2 separate regions of the Mus musculus genome follow, and region 1 is linked to region 2. The links are chromatin loops, found by intact Hi-C in ENCODE. Cell type or tissue: heart. All regions are shown on one strand.

Region 1 (2,500 bases), 120 kb before region 2:
GTTCTTCACTCCTAGCCCTGCCTCCCAAGCCCCGGGCCTCTTACACATTTGCCTCCTGTACTCTGTAAGCAAAACCATTTCAGTCCTCTAAACTCGATGTCACGCTGGCCTGATACCAAAGAGTAGCACAGGGATTCCCGCTCTGGAACCATTAGAGCCACTCTGGGTTGGTGTGCTGTGGTGCTAAGCCTGTAACACTGACACCTCCATGGTGTGAACTAGAAAAGATACAACAGTACTTTCTGACAAATACCTGGGAACTGACTTTAAAGCAAGAAAAGGAAGGCTAGGCCAGATGGTACAAGCCCCGTTTTAACTGTTCTTTCTTTTCCTTTTTCCTTTTTTCCACTTTGGGTTTTTTCGAGACAAGGTGGTTCTGGAATTCACTTTGTAGACCAGACTGGCCCCAAACTAGAGACCTGCCTCTGCTTCCCTCCCTAGTGCTAGAATCAGGACTGTGCCACCATGCCCAGCCTTAGTTGGATTTGTAAGATGTCTTCTGACCTCTACAAACATACACACATTTGTGCACACACACACACACACACACAATATCAACTATCTTTGTTACGACAAACGACATTGATGTATGTGTATGTGTGTGCGTGTGTATATACTTATCTTCTGTTTTCTTGGTGTGTTTTAGTGAGAAGTCTGTCCCCGTCTCCTGACTCCTCCACGGCAGCAGATCCGCCCACTCCTCCACAGCTCAGGGAAGGATCGCATTTCATGTGTGTGTAGTCGCAGAAGTACGTCTTCTCTTCCCTTTGGTACTTTGTGTTAGGAGTATGTTACTTGGATTCTATCCATTTGTTGGAACAGCAATACAAGCAAATTAACCCTGGACTATGTCCCACCAGAGCACCTGGCCATGTATGTGAAGTCCAGGCCGTAGTTCAGGTTTCTCATATTGCCCTGGCAGGGAGTGGGTCTCTGGTGGCATTTTCTCTCAGTCTGTCATAGCATCATCCACACGTGCAGCAGAATCTGCAGTGAGCGGCCTGTGCCAGCCCTCCTGGCAGCGCTGCAGCTGTGCCCTGGAGACATCCTGCCCACACTCAGGCTGAGGAGCCAGGGCTGCCCTTTGGACAAAGCCATGATTATGATGTAGTCTGGGGCGGAGGCTTGACATTTCGAAACCGTTGGGTTGGAGCCAGGATAGAGCGAGCTGAGGGTGACTTCCTTCATTGCTTCTTTGGGGCTTTTTTATTATTATTACTGTTCCCAATAGTAATGTGTGTACTGTATATCTAATGTGTATGTGTGATGGATATGCCACATGAGTGTGCCATGACAAGAGTGTGAAGGCCAAAGGACAGCTTTGTGGATCCAGTTCTGTCCTGCCCCTATGTCCATTCTGAGGTTTGAACTTGAGTTATCAGTGAGGGCATAGGCACTGCTAAACTGTCTCACTGTCCCTCACACACACCAGACTCCACACTGTGTGCACAGAACCTCCCTTACTCAGAAATTTGTGCTTACAAGTAAATCGTTTTCCTGGAAAATGGGAGTGAGAATCTATACGCCGTTTCTATATGTTTTCTCAGCATCCACTGCCTCTTACAATGCTGGGAGCTTTTGAGTTCCTATAAACTCCAGAGTAGCCCTGGAGTAACAGCAGCATGAGCTGTCAGGCAGGCAGTCTTCAGGTGTCCCCAGCCGGCCGCACAGCGGCCTCTCACCTGGGCTCTGCCTTCACCCTGTCTTGGCCTTTGTAGTAGCTCTGCGCTTTGACTCGAAGCTCCTGTGGTTGTGGGTTGGCTTCCGTGCTGGGTTGAGGAGCTTCGCTAGAGTTAGGAATGACCAGTTGTGCCACCACGCCCAGCCTCATATGTTTTTTTAAAAAAGTTATTTTTGTGCCTTTAAAAAATGACTTAATTGATAATAGATCATGCAGGGCAGGGCGCCTTCTTTCTGGGTCAGGTTCACTGCTCCCTGCTTTCAGTAGCAGAGGGTGTCTGTTATCCAGAGCAGGCCAGTACAATAAACAGAAAATGGAAAAAAAAAAAAAAGGAATGACCAGTTGTCATAGGTGTACCTGTGGCTTGCCTTTTTCACTAGCAGAACTTTAGTTGTGTAAAAGTGACTCTGGTGACAGAATGACACTAGACAGGAAACATAAACAGGCTTGTGGCCTGACAGGTGTCCTCTCCTTCTATTAGGGAACAATGTGCAGTGAGAATATTCACGGGCCAGGCATCGTGGCCTTTGGGTTTAATCCCAGCTCCTGAGAGAGAGGCAGGCACACACGAGTGGGTTTAATCCCAGCTCCTGAGAGAGAGGCAGGCACACACGAGTGGGTTTCCGTGAGTTTGAGGACAGCCTGGTATTTACATAGTGAGCTCCAGGGGCCAAAGCTGCATGGTGAGACCCAGTCTCAAAACACAAAACTGCACAGGAGCTGGGCATGTAGCTCAGTTGGTATAGACATACCTAGTACACATGAAGTTCTGCATTCAGTTCCTAGCACCACAAAGAATCAGGCATAGTGGTGCACACT
Region 2 (2,500 bases):
CTTCTCCACCTTCCTGCTTGACTTTTTTTTTTTTTTTTTAGTTTGTATTCTTTTCTAAAAATATTTAAAAATTTTGTATGTATATGCATGTTTTGAATTTATGTATGGGTGCGCTGTATGTGTGACTGGTGCCTGTGGAGGCCAGAAGAGGATGCCATATCCCCTCACCTGGGATATTGTGAGTGGCCATGCATGCCGGATCTTCTGCAGGAGCAGCAGGCACACTTAACCTCAGAGCCTTCTCTCTAGCCCCTCCTTATTTCGAGGAGACAGCATCCTTCGCTGAACCTGGGTTTGGATGAGACTGAGCTGTGCTAATGGATACGAATTGCAGCGCCTGTCTTCATGTCCACACTTGGGCTGCAAACTCAGCTTGTCAAGCAGCTACTCTACCCACCCAACTGTTCCCTCACCCTCATGTCTCTAGTGTCTTGGGATTCAGTGATAAATTCTTGAGACACCATTTCTGCAAGCTTCCTCCATTTCTCTTTATTCTTCCCACTCCCAACCTTTATTTGCATAGATAGATTGTTGTTGAGCCCATGAATTCCCTCTCATTTGGTTTCTTCCGAAATAAAGAACCTCTACTGCATCTAAACCTTTGTTTCATGATTTTTCAGCTCAGGGATTTCGGTTTGATTTGAAGAAATCATTTCTGTCTTCCGCTTAAGCCTTTCTGTTAGAATATCCTCTTCTGAAAACTCAAGGAGTTTCCCCAGGGTGGCTCTTTCAAGTTCTTCCCCAGAGTGTCTGTCTACATGGGTTGTAATCCAGGCCATTCCTGGTGCCATATCTTTTTTTTTTTTTTCTTTCCAAGACAGAGTTTTTCTGTATAGCCCTGGCTGTCCTGGAACCCACTCTGTAGACCAGGCTGGCCTCGAACTCAGAAATCCGCCTGCCTCTGCCTCCCCAGTGCTGGGATTAAAGGTGTGTGCCATCACGCCTGGCTCTGGTGCCATATCTTTAGGTAAGCCTTGTTTCCCTGATGGCTCTTGATGCTTGGCATGACATCATCCTGCGCATATAAGGGTTAGTATTTCCTTAGGACCTCACAATCTAATTTTTCAGGAAATGTTTTTCTCTGAGCCTGTAGTCATGTGTATTACGTTTCAGAGTTAATTGACTGATGGTGTGTTTGGGTGCTCCAGTGCACAGGACTGGGTGCGCATGTGCCATGGCCCACATGTGGAGGTTAGAGGACACCTTACAGAAGAGAGTTCTGTCCATCCACCATGTGGGTCCTGGGCATCGAACTCAGGTTGTCAGGCTTTGCAGCAAGCGCCTTTACCTGCCAAACCATTCCACTGCCCACCTCGACCCATGTCTGCACTTGATGGAGCTCTAAATCCAAGATTGCTTCTCGCTGTTGGTGTGTTGTCGCTGTGTGAGCACTAGAGGGCGCTCCAAGCACAGATTTGTCAATCATCTGCCACTGCTCAGCCTGAATTGGGATCGTTTTTTAAGTCTTTTCCTGTGTACAAAGCAAGCCCATTTGCCCGTGTATCTGTCAGGAACTGTGGGATTCTGCCTGGCTCTAGGGTAAAATCACTGTGGAGGGATTCAAGTACTCTCTATAGTCATGGGCATAAACTCTGCACCGGGGCTCTGCATATCTTACCATTGGACCTTCAAACCCAGTTCTGGTACCAAGGGGGAGGCATTTTCCCCAGGATGCTTGGTGCGGCATCTCAGCCAGCCCCTTCCTTTGTTTGTGAGTGTATTTCTCCATCTTTCTAGCGCCAGACACATTAGGCCTCAACTGGCTTCCCCATCTCTTTAGAAGGTAGTTTGGTGCCACCTGTCCAAGTGGGTGTGTTCATGGAGAGAAAGTAGAGGGAGCCCATTTAGATATCAATGCATTTTTTTTCTTTTTTACGCCTAGAAATCATATTTTTACCCTTGGGGTTTTCTTGTGTCGTTCACTTTGGTTGCATTTTCAACACTAACTGAATTATTGCCTGGAAGGGGGTTCACATAGCACCCATAATTAGTTAACTTTAAGGAAAAGAGATTACTCTTAATCTGGGGCCTTGTCTGTCCAATCAGGGGAACACTGTAAAGGCAGACACCAAAGAAGGCTTCTTGAACAAATTCTTCAACACCAGCATTAGTGCCTGTTGGGGTTTCCAGCCTGCTGGTGAATAGCTATCCGGAGACGCGTTGATACATACTTACAACACTCAGAGTAATAGCTAGACGCATTGATACATACTTACAACACTCAGAGTAATAGCTAGACGCATTGATACATACTTACAACACTCAGAGTAATAGTTAGACGCATTGATACATACTTACAACACTCAGAGTAATAGCTAGCGGAGACGCATTGATACATACTTACAACACTCAAACAGAGTAATAGCTAGCGGAGACGCATTGATACATACTTACAACACTCAAACAGAGTGTAGGGCCCAAATCAATTGTCCTCCTCCATCCTAGAAGAGGCTTGGGGCTTCTCTGATGAAGCTTAGAATAGATAGAGCATTTACTGGTG

What was found. Peaks named below come from ENCODE experiments on the same cell type or tissue, not always from the same donor. Only the 100,000 strongest peaks of a DNase experiment are listed, where the experiment ranks them.
Region 1: a loop joins it to region 2, with 3 times the contacts of the local background. A loop is called at or near these places in 2 of 42 quality-filtered maps.

Annotation. Positions count from the first base shown.
Region 1 is chr6:140,592,909-140,595,408 of GRCm38, forward strand. It overlaps Plekha5 (pleckstrin homology domain containing, family A member 5), which reads left to right. Exons shown (of 31, transcript NM_144920.3): 31 at 647-1,998. The coding sequence ends at 741. Among named protein-coding and RNA genes, the nearest start is that of Aebp2, 29 kb to the right of the region's middle. In heart, no CTCF peak of the experiment used is centred here; a DNase peak (open chromatin) is centred at 1,013.
Region 2 is chr6:140,713,802-140,716,301 of GRCm38, forward strand. All of the region lies in intron 4 of Gm30215 (a long non-coding RNA gene), which reads left to right. Among named protein-coding and RNA genes, the nearest start is that of Gm30215, 35 kb to the left of the region's middle. In heart, a CTCF peak has its summit at 1,392 (motif pointing right); a DNase peak (open chromatin) is centred at 1,360; H3K27me3 peaks cover 656 bases.